Linked DNA regions of Homo sapiens: all the other regions are linked to region 3. Evidence: read pairs that join two places in POLR2A ChIA-PET (ENCODE). Cell type or tissue: OCI-LY7. All regions are shown on one strand.

Region 1 (4,000 bases), 650 kb before region 3:
GCATCCCAGCTGCTTCAGCTCCAGCCATGGCTAAACAAGATACAGCTCGGGCTGTGGCTTCAGAGGGTGTAAACCCCAACACTTGGGGGCTTCCATGTGGTGTTGAGCCTGAGCATGCACAGAAATCGAGAATTGAGGTTTGTGAACCTCCTCCTAGATTTCAGAGGATGTATGGAAACACCTGGATATACAGGCAAAAGTTTACCGCAAGGGCAGAGCCCTCATGGAGAATCTCTGCTAGGGCAGTTGGAAGTGAAATGTACAGTGGGAGCCCCCACACAGAGTCCCCACTGGTACACTGCCTAGTGGAGCTGTGAGAAGAGGGCCATGGTCTTCCAGACCCCAGAATGGTAGGTCCACTGACAGCTTGTACCATGGGCCTGGAAAAGCTGCAGACACTCAATGCAAGCCCATGAAAGCAGCCAGGACGGGAGCTGTACCCTGCTAAGCCACAGAGGCAGAGCTTCCCAAGCTCATGGGAGCCCACCTCTTGCATCAGCATGCCCTGGATGTGAGACATGGAGTCAAAGGAGATCATTTTGGAACTTTAAGTTTTAATGACTGCCCTATTGGATTTCAGACTTGCATGGAGCCTGTAGCCCCTTTGTTTTGGCCAATTTCTCCCATTTGGAATGGATATATTTACCCAATGCCTGTACCTCCATTGTATTGGAGAAGTAACTGACTTGCTTTTGATTTTAAAGGCTCATAGGTGGAAGGGACTTGCCTTGTCTCTGATAAGACTTTGGAATGTAGACTTTTGAGTTAATGCTGAAGTGAGTTAAGACTTTGGGGCCGGGCGCGGTGGCTCACACCTATAATCCCGGCACTTTGGGAGGCCAAGGCAGGCGGATCACAAGGTCAAGAGTTCGAGACCAGCCTGGCCAACATGGTGAAACCCTGTCTCCACTAAAAATACAAAACTTTAGCTGTGCATGGTGGCATGCACCTGTAGTGCCAGCTACTCAGGAGGCTGAGGCAGGAGAATTGCTTGAACCCAGCAAGCAGAGGTTGCAGTGAGCCAAGATCACGTGTCACTGCACTCCAGCCTAGGCCACAGAGAGACTCTGTCTCAAAAAAAAAAAAAAAAATACTTTGGAGGACCGTTGGGAAGGCATGATTGGTTTTGAAATATGAGGACATGAGATTTGGGAGGGGCTGCAGCAGAATGATATGGTTTGGCTGTGTCCCTATCAAAATCTCATCTTGAATTTGTAGCTCCCATAATCCCCACATGTCATGGGAGGGACCTGGTGGGAGGTAATTGAATCATGGGGGTGGGTCTTTCTTGTGCTGTTCTCATGGTAGTAAGTCTCATGATAGCTGATGGTTTTATTTTTTATTTTATTTTATTTATTTATTTTTGAGACAGAGTCCTGCTCTGTCACCTAGGCTGGAATGCAGTGGCGCACTCTCAGCTCACTGCAAGCTCCGCCTCCCGGGTTCACGCCATTCTCCTGCCTCAGCCTCCCGAGTAGCTGGGACTACAGGTGCCCGCCACCACGCCCGGCTAATTTTTTTTTATTTTTAGTAGAGACGGGGTTTCACTGTGTTAGCCAGGATGGTCTCAATCTCCTGACCTCGTGATCTGCTTGCCTCGGCCTCCCAAAGTGCTGGGATTACAGCCGTGAGCCCCTGCGCCTGGCCGATGGCCGATGGTTTTATAAAGGGGAATTCCCCTGCACAGGCTCTCTTGCCTGCCACCATGTAAGAAGTCCATTTGCTCTTCCTTCGTTTTCCGCCATGATTGTAAGGCTTCCCCAACCATGTGGAACTGTGAGTCCATTAAACCTCTTTCCTTTATAAATTACCCAGTCTCAGTTATGTCTTTATTAGCAGCATGAGAACACACTAACAAAGCCAAATACCCAAATTCATTAAAAACACCAAACCTCGGCCGCGTGCAGTGGTTCAGCCTGTAAATACTAACACTTTGGGAGGCTGAGGCGGGTGGATTATCAGAGGTCAGGAGTTTGAGACCAGCCTGGCCAACATGGTGAAACCCCATCTCTACTAAATATAAAAAATCAGCCGAGCGTGGTGGTGGGCACCTGTAGTCCCAGCTACTCGGGAGGCTGAGGCAAGAGAATCACTTGAACCCAGGAGGCGGAGGTTGCAGTGAGCCGAGATCATGCCACTGCACTCCACACTCCAGCCTGGGCAACAAGAGCGAGACTCCGGGAAAAAAAAAAAAAAAAAAACACCAAACCTTTACTATCCCAAATACAGTCATGGTCGTGAGTAATTCCAAAGTTCATATGAATAATTTACCCAAAACCCTAGTCCCACAGACCTCCTCAATCCCAGTGTCTCTACTAAACTCTCTTTTAGTGCAGTACACAAAAGCACATCACTCTGAACTGTTCCACCTCTGCAAAAAATGACCACAAAATTCAAGACTCCTGTTCTTTACTGCTGCAAGAGCCAGGGTATCTAGGTACATCAGAAACTAACAGTTGCTATGTTAAGAAAAATGAAACACACTATTGAAAGGAAATTGGATAACTAGGGGAATAATCTGGAAGGTTGGAGTGAGGCTCTATAAATGTTAGGACAAAATGAAACTATAGACAGAACAGTAACTGTGATTATACAATTTAATTGATCCAATAAGTATATCACTGCACATTATCAATGCCACTGACGGCTGTGTATTGAAGCTTGATTCAGTGCCACTATCCCCTGAATATTGGAGGTAGCTACTACCTTCGTGAAAATGGATTTTCTATTGACTTCAAGTCTTCGCAAGACTAGTTCTTTATTCAAAATAGAAGGCAAATGTGTTTCATGCCACCACGTCTTGGCACAAAACTCCTCATTACTTTCTTCATCTGTAAAGTTAATTTTTCAAAATCTAACTCAGTGGTCTCCTATGAAGTCTTGTCTGCCCCAACCAACAGAGTTAACCACTTCTGTCTTTGTGTCATCTGTGTATCTAGTACCTCGAATTACAGCATTTTAAATATCTTATTGCAATTATTTACTTGTATCTGCATTTCCTATCAAACAGCCGGTGACTGGAAAGCACAGACCATAATTTACTTTTTAGTGAATTCTCTAATATAGTGCTCAGCACATCATGGGGGCAAGAAAGATTTTAATACTGAGAATATCCTGTCTTTTTCATTTTCACACTAATATTGAGGACTCCCTAGTTTGTTTTATAAAAGATCTTCATATAATTCTTTTTTATGAATGAATGAAGTTGATTTTTGGATAAAGTAAAAATAAAATATTGTAATGTGGACCCAACAGAGCTACTCCTAGGTATAGGCAGAGTAGGTTTGGGCTTAAGGCCACCTACCTTGGATATCACCTCTACTCACTTTGGAGATAGCCACTGGATTCTGAAAAAGTTCCTATTCTAATACAAATGTTGACACATATAGTCCTTAGGTTATTAGATTAATGTAGAGCAGAACAGGGTGTGAGGAGTGGAATCAGAAAGAGAAAAGGAAGACAGAAAAGCTCTGGGGCTTGAGTCCTGCAAGGAAAAGAGAGGTGAATGTGTACCCAATGCGGAGACCTATGGCTCTAAAAGGTATTGGGTGTTTAACAAAATGCTCAGGTTTAACTTCATCTATGTCACAATGTTCCTTGATCTAGTCAATTCTGACTGAAGGTAAGTGCCTTTCGGAAGCCTACAAAACAAATTCCAACCAGTTTCCTTAATCTCTGAAGTGAGAACACATTTACATTTTGAATGTTAGCATAATAATTTCTGTTTTCCAGGTTGCTTTTTTTTTTTTTGAGACGGAGTTTAGCTCTTGTTGCCCAGGCTGGAGTGCAATGGTCTGCCTCCAGGGTTGAAGCAATTCTCCTGCCTCAGCCTCCCAAGTAGCTGGAATTACAGGTGCATGCCACCACACCCAACTAATATTTGTATTTTTAATAGAGACGGAGTTTCACCGTGTTGGCCAGGCTGGTCTCGAACTCCTGACTGACATCAGGTGATCCGCCGGCTTTGGCCTCCCAAAGTGCTGGAATTACAAGTGTGAGC
Region 2 (4,000 bases), 210 kb before region 3:
TGGATTTGCCAGTTTTATTTGTCATATTTTCTCCAATGAATCATCTCTTAGAACTATTAAATCTAAAAATGTTTAATATATTGATTTCCTGTTCTCATCTCTATTTCCTTACTCCTACTTTCCTTAGATTTGTTTTATGCATTTCCTAATTTTTTTGTCTTGAATGTTTATTTGATTTATTTTAATTCTGACTTTAAAAATGAAAACCTATGTGCCTTTAAATGTGCTTCTGGGTAGAGTTTATATCTGTATCTCTAAATGTATAAATGCAATTTCCTCATTCTCTTCATTTTCTAAATACTTTGATATTGTGGGTTTCATTTCTTCATTGACCAGTTAGATGTCCAAGAGGCATATCTTCAATTTCTTGGAGGTTTGGTTTATTTCTAATGTTATTGAAACTTCTGTAAGAGGGTGAAATATTCTTTCTTCATACTAAACAATGTTGTGATCTTTATTAAACACTTGTCAATCACATTAATTTAATTCTCTACATCTCTTCTTTGACAATTTGATCAAAAACTGGCAAGAGTGTGTTATAGTCATTGATAAGAATTACGTATATATCATTTTTTCCAAAAGACAACAGATTTTTTTATGATTTCATTACTTAAGGGAAATCCACTGGCATATCTTCAATTTGAATTGTGTTTTTTATCAATATAAAAAAATTTTCAATGTCCCTTTAAAATAGTTTTTCCTTTGAATTCAACTTTGCTGAGATTAGTACTTTCCAGTATTTTTTGTCTTTGTCTTATGAGTTTCTCATTCATTATTATATTATTATTAATAATATTATTATTATTTTAAGCTTTGTCATTCTGTGTTCAGGGTGTTTCCTGTAAGCAACATTTATAACATGTATCGTAGTCACTTTTCCTTACCCATATTGACCCTTTTTCTGTTTACTCATGCTCAAAAGAAGAGATTTGCTGAGAGTAGTGTTTACTAACTGAGAGTGTATGTGGATATTTTTGCTAAAGTCTACAGTTAAAGTGACCCATTAAGCCCAAGACTGCTAGGCTACAATGAGAACTTTACAGCATTTTTAGGTTTTCTAACACTCTGACTAGATAGAGTGATTATAGACCACAGTGTCAAGCATACATGGCTATCTGGCACCCCCCAGAACTCATACTCACCTATAATGTTTTATTTTTGGTCAGGCAGGTTGCACTGCATCCAATACTTCTTGGATGACTATGTCTTATTCCCATTACTTCTTTTATTATTTTAAAAAATTTTTTATTGATACATACTAGGTGTACTTGTTTTCAAGATACGTGTGATCATTTGATAAATTTATATAGTCAAATCAAGGTAATTTGTATATCTATTACCTTAAATATCTGTTCCCATTTCTTCTTGTCCTGTGATTCCATGGGAGTTGCACTCCCTGATGTAGTTTAGAAGCAGAGGTACTTGGTTCTGAGTAGTGATACGGAAGGATGAATGGGAGGGTTCCTTTCTCTTTTCTCCTCCTTCCAAAAGAAAAATAAACAGTAATTATGCATTAAAGCAAAAGCTATTACTATTTTCTCTAGAACTGACCTTGATTTCTGTGGTGAGGGTCTGTTCTGATCATCTCTTATTCACCACATTGGTGACCTGGGGGTGTCTCTTACTCTAAATAGTATGAGATTATGGAAAACATGCATCCTTTTTTTTTTTTTTTTTTTTTGAGACAGTCTACACATGAGACTGACAGCAGTTTATTAGTCACATACACTCACAGCCTGGGAAAGGAAAATACCCTGATATGTGCAGGGTCACCTGGGGTTGCACTCAGGCATACAGTGAACAAGCAGGGTCTGTGGGGGGCAGGCTTTGTAGTAACAAAGGGCTGTGGTGACAGGCTGGTTCCTGTCGGCTAAATGTGATTGGTTGCTTTGAATAATGTTGAGAGCTAGCAGGGAAGTGAAACGTCTTAGGTTGAGACCCGGGTGGAGTGCAGCTGGCCTGGCTAATAGGGGAACTAGCCAGGTGGGGAGCTCTTCCCTCTGGGTGAGGAGCATTATCTAATGAAAGCAGGGGAACATGTGGTTAGACCTTTGGGGCCTGTGAGGCTCAAAGGCATCAAGGCAGCAAATGAAATTTTGAGCCTTACAACGTAGGGCATTAGATAGAAGAGAAATAAACTGTATTTTTCTTTCATATTAGCAAATTTGTGTAGTTTATAGTGTTATAGCATGTGTGTATCACGATATATGTTTCTCAATCCAGTTTCAAAAGCTTTAAATTTAGTGTAAATTGCTCTAAGAATCTCACAGTAGGTTGAATGCCAGTCTCAGGACCAGAGTAGAAATGTCGTCCTTAGGTATTTTAGAAAGAATTTGAGGTAAGTGATTTCAAAGACTGAAATCCAGACATTTTAAAACTGTTGAGAAGATGTTAAAGAAAGTCATAAAAGTGGTAGTTGCATTAAACACCAAGAGGTGGACTACAGCAGTGCATTTGATATAACAGCAGGAAGATGAGGGTTCTGCTGAGTGATGTTTCACTTGACCTCTCTGTTCCTTCACTCATTAATATATAAAATAAAGAGTGAGTCTAGATGATTCTACAATCCTTTGTCTCTAAAATGACTGTGATAATTTCGGATAAATAGAAACATTTTATTTAGTGTCTACAAGGCCTAATGCTCCAGAATAATTACACTTTGCCTGTCCCCTACTAATTTATGAATTCCTTTTCTTAAGCAGCATGGAATGCACATTTTCTGGTACACAAAAAAATTCTAAAAAATGACTTTCAAATGAACAAATACATCTAGCTAAGCAAGAGATATTTGGAGGAATTCTGAACAATGCTAAATATTTTGAGTCCTTTACTACTTCAGCAGTTGAACACTATTACTAACTAGCTGGTTATATTATGAAAGTATTAACTAGGGTGCACTGTGGGCATTACGAATGGCAGGGAATGAATGACCCATCAGACTCTATGTGGCACACTGTTTCTCATGCTCCTGTTCAGCTATCCTGCGATCTGGAGAAGTTTAGTTAGCCTCATTCTAGACCTCAAGTCTTCACTATGTCTCCTTTGCAAGGATGCTCCTGATTTCAATCAGCTACTGGAAATGTCAGATGAAAAATGGCACAAATGTGAATTACGACAATAAAAGTTTATAAGCTACTAAAATAAAGTTATAGTACCTAAGAGCGGAGTCAACTGACAATGTTAAACGGAACATTTTACAACCAGTCCTGGGACAATGATAAAAAAAAAAAAAAGGCATACAGAACATGAAGAAGTATCTTATAGGAGACAGACCCAAGATCAAGCTCAGGCTACATGATGGTGTGTGAGCTACCTGGAAAGGGGGCAGGAGGAGGTGATAATCTAAGGTTTGTGGAGTGCCTCCTCTGTGTCCGGCCCTTGACAACCATTATCTCTTTAACTTCTCATGACAACTCAGTAAGGGAGATTCTGTTATCATCATTTCATAGAAGAGAAACTGAGGCTTAAGTGGTCCAGTTATTTGCCCAACGACTACACTGTTAAGGCAAGATTCAACTTTAAAAGTCTACCTGACTAAAGCCCATGCCCTTTCTATATCTTTTTATACCCAATTCTGTCTCTTCACATAGACAGATCATCTCCATATAAATAAAGTAAACTTTAGGTGTCCTGAAGAATCTTTCTGTCTGACTTGATACAAGTGTTTGTCCCATGCTATCAATTCAGGCGATGCTTCTCTTTACCATGTAAATCAGCTATACAGAGAATGTTAAATGAATCTAAATATGGAAAAAATGTGGGACTAGAATGAAGATGAGCATTAGAAAGAAAGCCACATGCTAAAAATGATATTTAAGAATGAATACAGGAGCATTATAGAAAGTTTGAATACGTAATATGGCAATCTTCGGTTTGGGGTTTTCTTTTCTTTTTTTTTTTAAGATAATCCCACTCACAAAATGTTTTGTCCATATCCACAGATTTATACTATCTTTCTCTAACTTTTCTAGTACAAATGTCCTTCTCTCCTGTCACCCAC
Region 3 (4,000 bases):
AATATATATAGAAAAGAACATTAAAATAACTCAAAGAACCAATGAGGATGTAAATTAAACTGTTGTAAGGTTCTTCCATTTGTGACATGTATAGTGAAACAACATTAATTCCAAGTAGACTGTGAAAAATTAAGGATGCACATTGTTAGAGCAACCACTTAAAAATTTTGTGCAAAGAGTCTGTAGATAAAAAGCCAACAGAAGATACAAAATGTTACAAGATAGCTAATGAACCCAAAAGGTTGCAAGAAAAGAGGAACCAAAAATAGATTCAAACAAACAGGAAAAAGTTTGCAAGATGACAGACTTAACTCCTACTATATCAATTACATGAAATGTAAATGAATAAAACACTCTAAAAAGTAGAAACTGTCATAATAGATTAGAAAAGAAATGCCTACAAGAGATACATTTTAAATATATAGCCACAGATGGGTTGAAAATAAAAAGATGGAAAAAAATATATACCATGCAAGTATTAAACACAAGAAAGCTGGTGTGGCCAGATGAACATCATTAGTAGACATTCAGACAAGGACTAGTATCAGAGATAAAAAGGGACGTTTCATAATGACAAATGTGCTACTTCAACAGGTAAACATAACAATCCTAAAGGTATATATACATAAGAGAGCTCCAAAATACATGATGAAAAAACTGACAGACGAAAGGGATAACCAGACAAATCCACAATCATGTTTGGAGACTTTAACACTCTCTTAGTAATAAACAGAACCAGTAGACCAAAAAGAAAACAAAACTAGATCTGAAAAACATTATCAACCAATTCGATCTGACATTTGCTCTAACATCTGAAATACACATTCTTTTAAGTGCACTTGAAGCATATAACTAAATACAACCATAAAATGAGCTACAAAATAACTGTTAATTCCAAAAGACAAAAGATTCTTACAATGGATACTCTCTGAGGATAACAAAATCTTAAATTATAAAGCAACAATAGGATATCCATAAAAGCACAAAATATTTGGAAAGTAAATATCTCATTGTAAATAGCACTCTAAATAACAAAAGAGATCACAAGGGAAATTAGAAAATAACTTTCACTGAAAAGTAATGAAAAAAAAACAACAAAATAAAAACTTGGCTCTCTGAAAAGATTAATAAAATTGGCAAAGCCCTAGCATGAACAAGCAGAGGAGGAAAGAAAAGCAAAAACAACAACAGGAAAGGAAACAAAAATGACCAATATCAAGAATAAAGAAAGAGATATAACTACAGATCCCACAGATATCAGAATGGAAGAACATATTATAAACAACATTATGCCAACAATTTTAGCAACTCAGTATACTTACACAGTGAAATACTTCTAGGCAAACTCCTTAAGATCTCTTATCTCTTATTTTTAGTGAGGGCAAAACAAACCAAAAACAAAGCACCCAAGAGTTCACACTATGTGATTAGATAATGTTCTAATACTGGCAAAGCTAAGCATGGTGATAAAAGTAGAAAAGTGGTTGCAGCGGGGACAGCAGGTGAGCTGAGTGGAGGCGACTATAAAGGGACACAAAGATATTTCTAGGAGGATGGAAATGATCTGTGTCTTGAAGGGAGTAGTGGTTACAGGTGTTTGCAAACTGCCAAACTCATCACACTGTCTATCTAACACCTGAATTTTACTGAATGCAAATCTGCCTCAATGAAATTGATTTAAGAAAAAATTTTTTATACCACCACAGAAGTAGAATACAGAATTTAGTCAGAAATTTGTAAATTACTTTTGGGGAGATTAGTTTGTGCAAGTTACATATAAAATTGGGACAAGAATATAAAAAATATTTCAAAATATTTCAAGTTCATCAAAGAATACTTCAATTCTATTATATACCTTCTTAACAGAGTAGGAAGTATAAACTATAGGCCAGGAAGTATGCTACATGCTTTCATATATTATGCCTCACAAAGATTGTGTCTTTCATTCATGATAAAATCTAGTGTGTGCCTTGGGAAATAGCCATGTTACAAGTGAAAAAGCAATAAATCTGGAGCCAGAAGACCAGAGTGTTCAAATAGTGATACAGGTTATTTATTAGCTTTGTGACCTTAAACAAGTCACACAATCCTAGATTTCTTCCACTCCAGGACTGATGTGAGGACGAAGGAATATTGTTTCAATGTACCTGGTAAAGCACACCATGAATACGGTTTTATTACTCATACTAAGTGCTCAACAAACACTGCTTAAATGAAGAAATGAAGTGGATAAACAACATGAACAGAGAAACAAGCAGACAGGAAGAAATAAAGGGACATGTTTATAATCACATTTTTTTCTGTGGACAGGATGGGTGGAGGGTGGGACACAGCTTCCAAAGCGTGATGACCTAATACCACATTTGTATCATGAGTAGTAGGTGCTGTGCGTAGGACAGGGTTGGCTGACCTCCCAGAATGAATACACTTTCATTGTGACCAGGATAACAGCTGGGGTAACAGGTATCACAAGATTGGCTCCGATGTGACCCTGAGGAGTATCTCAGCTCCATGTGCACAACCAACAGCGTGGCTACCACAAAGTATGTCCTATAAGTGGCTGCTGTTATTCGTTTCCAAACTTTTACTTTGTTACCTGGGCTAACAATCACTTGTGCTGGCAAGCAGCATAAAGGGGGGCTACCTGTACACCAAGTAGCCTCCAAGGGGCTTTTCCCAGGTTCCTAAGAGGCACAGTGAGTCTTCTACTGTGAATCTTTGAAATGCCAACATCACTGATGAACAACTGTTCAAAGTGTTCCATCCCTTCTCATCCTTAGGTTTTTCTGAGATTTTGCTCTCAGATAACAACTGCAGATATTTTCTAGATACAGCAGTTGTGCCCAGAGCAACAGCACCATTGCTGACTAGTAGGCTGATTTTCAGTAGAGTTCCAAGGAATGATCTACTAGGCCTGACAGAGCACTCAAGAAGTACACAAGAATATGGCTGGCCCAGATTCAAGACCAGAGAAACCAGGTATCTTCATCCAAATATAGGGCCCCTAGAAGGACACCTAGAAATTCAACACTCAATCACAATGTCATGTGATAAGTTATATGATAGGGCTTTTACTTGAATGCCGTGGGGACACACAGAGGAGATAATGGGCCAAACAGCAGGGGGAGAAGCAGTGTCAGGGGAAATAATTCCTGAAAAAGGTGGTACCTGTGCTGAACCCCAAGATGTGGAGTTATTTGGGCAAAAGGCATTCCGGGCAGGAGGCACAGAACGTACAAAGACTCAAAAGGTTGGATGGCACCATCTGCAGAGAAGTGCAAGTAACTCTACCTGGCTGGAGAACATGGTGTGAAGGGAAAATGACACAGCAGAGGCACAGCCAGGGTCTTAGGAAGGACCTTTTTAAAATAAGAATCAAGGAATGTACACTTTACCATAAAGATGAAGGGAAACCACTGAAGGAATTTTAAGCAAGCAGTACCATAATAAAATTAGCATTAAAAAAAAATTGTGGTGACAGTGTGGAGAACAGATTGGAGGGGAACAAAAGTCAGGAAGACAGGGGAACAGCTGAAGTAATCCCTGTGGAGGAGGATGGTGGCCTAAGACAGCAGCACTTAGAATGGAGGGAAGATGTGTCAGACACAGCAAAGAGGTCTAGAGAGAACTCTCAAGGCTTCTTCACTGATTTATGTGAGGTGAGAAAAAGAAAGAACCAAGCATGACTCCTAGGCTGCAAGCTTGGATGTCTAAATGGATAGACCTGCTGTTCACAGAGATAAAGAATAAGTCAACTTATATTTGAAAGTATAAAAATCAATGATACTGCACTAAATTTTAAAACATTAACACAAACAAAAGCAGAGGCTGTCTCAGATAGTATGGATATATATCTCTGAGATAAATGAAAAGCTTAAATTCAGAGAGGAGTAAGTCAAAGAAATTCCTGTCTAACATATGTTGATGAGTGAATAATCAAAGAATAAAACAGAAGGCAATTCACTAACAAGAGAGCCATCTACTGCCTTATAAGCATAGT
Region 4 (4,000 bases), 410 kb after region 3:
AACTTTTCCTTGGATCTCCAGCCTGCCAGCCTGCCCTTCAGGTTTCAGACTTGTCAGCCTCCATAACCTCAAAAGCCAATACCTTAAAATAGATCTCTCTATATATACATCATATTTGTTCTATATAAACATCCCATTGGTTTCTCTGGAGAACCCATGACTAATACACATGGGTTATAAAGCTTGATTGTAGCCTCATCCCATATTTAACCCATATTTCTCAATCAAACACTTTCGGCCTAGGACAATTCTCTATTGTGCGGGAATGTCCCACTCATTGAAGAGCATTTAACGCCTCGTCCCTCTTCCATAAAATACTGTTAGCATCCTCCTCCTAAGCTATTATAACAACCAAAAACACTCCCACACATTTTCAAATTTCATCTGGGGGCTGACTGGTACTTGTCCAGTTGAGAACCATTGATCTAGTTCAACTCACCCATTTTATACATAAAGAAACTAAGGTGATGAGAAAATGTACTTAAAAAAAAGCAGAACATGATTATTTTTTAAATACACAACTTCTGTACAAACTCCAAATAAAACCCCAATGTAAAAAAATGAGAAAAAAATGGTATTTCATTTTCAGCCCTTCACAAAATGTTAACCTCTTTAATCATAAATCAGCTGTTAGAAATCAGTAACAAAATGATGAAGATTATAAGGTACATGAAAATAAAAGAAACAGAGGAAAATGAAATAACACAAATGACTAATAGTGCTATATGAAGATGATGTAGCTTAACGTTAACAGATGAGAAAGCAATTTCTTTGTAATATTACATTATCAATGATTACAAATGTTGATATCTACTCTTTGTATAGTTTTAGGAAGTATATACTATACTATACTGTTTGTATAGTTTTAGGAACACTGGGAAAACTTACTCCACTTATGGGAAATTTACTCAAAATGCAGATTTTGTATATACTTTGCCTGGGCAGTTTCAATCCATAAGAATTATTCCAACAAAGTAGTTGGATAAATTGAAACTTATACATGAGCATGTTCACTACATAAAAAATCTGTAGCTAATACATCATCCGCCCCCAAGCCCACCCCAAACTCATTATATATCAATTGGTTAAGAAAAAAACATATTTTTTAGAATGTTAATTAGTAGCAACACTGTAGTGAGGATTCAGGATTTTAGATTCCTAGTTTAGCACATTTCTTATAAATCCTATGAAGTCAGGCTAAATGTATTCATTTATCCATTGAATGAATAAAAGCCCTCAGCATATTATAAATTGAACATTTAGCACATAAAATTTATAATTCTGCTTTTCATATTTTTGTGATATCTAAAGATAGCATGCTAATCGCTTATGGTTTGGTTCTCCCAATACCCTCTCTTTATTGGGAGATAATGCCCTTCTTAGGTTTTGCTACTTGAGCCCACATGGTTCCATTTAGAGATTCTGTGCATCTGCCCTCTCTGGCTGTGATTGGTTTGAATGGGCACCATGACACAGGCTCGTCCATCAAAATCCTCCCCTGTTAATTTTCAAACTACAAACAAGAAAGACAGACAGTAATTCCCTTTGGAAACCATGGAAACAAAAGGCTGTGGTGCTCAAGGGTTGTTGTTGGCTGCTTTTCACTATGAAAAAGAGGTTGGGCTGGGCATCGTGGCTCACGGCTGTAATCCCAGCACTTTGGGAGGCTGAGGCAGCTAGATCACAAGGTAAGGAGTTCGAGACCAGACTAGTCAATATGGTGAAACCCTGTCTCTACTAAAAATACAAAAGTTAGCCGGGCATGGTGGTGGGCAACTGTAGTCCCAGCTACTCAGGAGGCTGAGGCAGGAGAATCACTTGAACCTGGGAGGCGGAGGTTGCAGTGAGCCAAGATCGCGCCACTGCTCTCTAGCCTGGGCAACAGAGTGAGACTGTCTCAAAAAACAAAACAAAACAAAACAAAAGTGACAGAAAAAGAGGTTGTTTGTTGTTTCACTGAACACAAACATCTGCCCTCTCTGGCTGCGTTTCTCTTTGTTTCTCTTTGTTCAGTGAAACAAAGTGAAACCAAAACAGAGAGAGAAGCAGAAATGAGAAATAGAGGGGCCCCTGGCTCCAGTCATCCCTGAAACTGTGCTGCTTCCCTGCACGTAGTCTAGCTACTCAACCTTTTCTTTGATTGTATGAGATACCTTAGTATCCTTTGAATAAACCCCCTTTCCTTTAGTTTAAACAAGTTTGAGCTATGTTTTTGTCACTCACAACTAAAAGAATATGTTTACTGGAAAATGACTTGTTGAATTTTTTTTCATGCAATTCAGAAACAGTAATAGTTATGCTTGGGTTTCAAGACATAAACTGTGAGTTGCCAGCAGAGGTTATGATCCAGCTGTGCCACCAAGGGCATGCCATCTTGAAGGAATTAAGAAAATGTGGCTTTAATAAGGTAAAAGTGTAGCTATACCATAATTTCTATCATCGTTAGAATCATCTAGCTATTTATTTTTTCAGAGTTTTGCCTCATGTTTGCTTAGAAAAAAAGTCCTCCTTTCCTTGATATACTTTCTGAAATGCCATCCTCCTCATTCATTTCCAATTCAAATTGAATTTCTTTGAGTATAGCATTTGGTGTAGCATCTATAATATCCTATGCACCTGGATACAATGGATAAGTGAGCAGGCTCTGTGTGGAATTTTTCAGGACACAGGTGGTAGTTAGCGGTCTTTGTATTTGGTAATGTATAAGATTCTTCTCATCCTCAAATTCCCCATTAGTGTCTCCACACCAGGACCACTGATGCTTTTTGCAGACTAAAGCTGTCCTTGGCTGAGAAGTGGAAAGGAGAAATGATTTTAAAAACTGAAGAAAAAGCAGCTACCTTAATAGAAAAGAGCACTTAAAAGGCTTTATAAAAAAAAAAAACTACAGAATTTAGAAAAATCACTTTATCTTCCCCTTTTCCCTGAATCACTGACCACTCAAGCCATGCTATAGAAACCTGAAGGATGGGGGGCCATTTAGACTGTGTTATGAGCTATAAAATATGTAGAAAGAAAAAGTGAGAACTAATTATCTTCCCCCACACTGCTGAGATATTAGACTCACTCACTTCCATCTCTTCTGACATATGGTTTTAGATCCAAAGAAATATGTGTCCTTCGGAAAAAAAGAGATGTTGTCAATTTTTTTCTTAACACAAATCATGTGTAACTTTATCTCCCCAATTTGTCCAAGGAAAGAAAATAAAACTGCACAAAAGTTATTAAGTAGAATGCCAGGAGTCCTATAGCTTGAAAAGCCCTACTCCAGGATGTTATGTGCCCAGGACACAAAGGGGGTCAGTTTTATCCACTATCCGCCACTACTGTGGCCTAAGAAGCATGAGAAACACTACAAATCCCCTGAAAGGGAAATTCTGTCTCAGGCTTCATGCCTCAGCTTGCATTTTTCTTCTTGTACTCTCGATTTCCCTGGTTTTCAATGATGGCTTCTACTATACCCATGTTTGCTCACCTCAGTACCTGCACCTATTCTCTTCTTCCCCTCATCTCATTTGTGCCACCTGAGGCCTTGCCTACTAAGCAAGGATTGACAACCCTTGCTCTAAACCAGCAGATCAGCAATCCCCAGGCCAATACCCTTTTTGTTACGCACTGCCAGTGAGCAGGGACATGACCGCAACACAAACCCCCCAATTCCCAGGCCCTTTCCATTACAGAAGGTAGAAAATGCCTTAACCAACTCACCTCAAACTGAAGAGAAAATTTATAGTCAGAGTCTTTGGCCATATCCTTAATATAGGCATCAAAGTCATCCAGTTGAACCGGGCTTTGCCAAACACAAAGAAATATACATACATTTTAAAATTCTTGTTGATAGGTATTATATATTGTTTAATATCATACTTCTTAATCTTCTTGGAGAAAATAGAAGTTTTACTTCTCTAAGGTTAGCACTCACCTTTTTTTTTTGGTTCAAGTTACCAATCCTTAATATATTGCAATTGAAAAGAAGGGCATATATATCCAGCTTCCTTGA

What was found. Peaks named below come from ENCODE experiments on the same cell type or tissue, not always from the same donor. Only the 100,000 strongest peaks of a DNase experiment are listed, where the experiment ranks them.
Region 1: POLR2A ChIA-PET joins it to region 3 with 5 read pairs; 1 of 35 experiments calls an interaction of 5 or more read pairs at or near these places.
Region 2: POLR2A ChIA-PET joins it to region 3 with 5 read pairs; 1 of 35 experiments calls an interaction of 5 or more read pairs at or near these places.
Region 4: POLR2A ChIA-PET joins it to region 3 with 5 read pairs; 1 of 35 experiments calls an interaction of 5 or more read pairs at or near these places.

Annotation. Positions count from the first base shown.
Region 1 is chr12:16,637,196-16,641,195 of GRCh38, reverse strand. No RefSeq gene overlaps it. Among named protein-coding and RNA genes, the nearest start is that of LMO3, 33 kb to the right of the region's middle. In OCI-LY7, no CTCF peak of the experiment used is centred here; no DNase peak of the experiment used is centred here; H3K27ac peaks cover 853 bases.
Region 2 is chr12:16,196,986-16,200,985 of GRCh38, reverse strand. The region is part of intron 7 of SLC15A5 (solute carrier family 15 member 5); the gene reads left to right. It overlaps LOC101928362 (a long non-coding RNA gene), which reads right to left. Exons shown (of 11, transcript XR_001749028.1): 2 at 1,341-1,481. Among named protein-coding and RNA genes, the nearest start is that of SLC15A5, 79 kb to the left of the region's middle. In OCI-LY7, a CTCF peak has its summit at 1,911; DNase peaks (open chromatin) are centred at 1,905 and 2,395; H3K4me3 peaks cover 1,576 bases; H3K27ac peaks cover 3,025 bases.
Region 3 is chr12:15,982,659-15,986,658 of GRCh38, reverse strand. The region is part of intron 6 of DERA (deoxyribose-phosphate aldolase); the gene reads right to left. Among named protein-coding and RNA genes, the nearest start is that of DERA, 73 kb to the right of the region's middle. In OCI-LY7, CTCF peaks have their summits at 3,755 and 3,968; DNase peaks (open chromatin) are centred at 1,548 and 3,988; H3K4me3 peaks cover 2,389 bases; H3K27ac peaks cover 3,957 bases.
Region 4 is chr12:15,569,207-15,573,206 of GRCh38, reverse strand. PTPRO (protein tyrosine phosphatase receptor type O) reads right to left here. Exons shown (of 27, transcript NM_030667.3): 19 at 3,709-3,790. Among named protein-coding and RNA genes, the nearest start is that of EPS8, 220 kb to the left of the region's middle. RefSeq lists an enhancer at 1,977-2,166. In OCI-LY7, no CTCF peak of the experiment used is centred here; a DNase peak (open chromatin) is centred at 2,026; H3K4me3 peaks cover 1,678 bases; H3K27ac peaks cover 1,856 bases.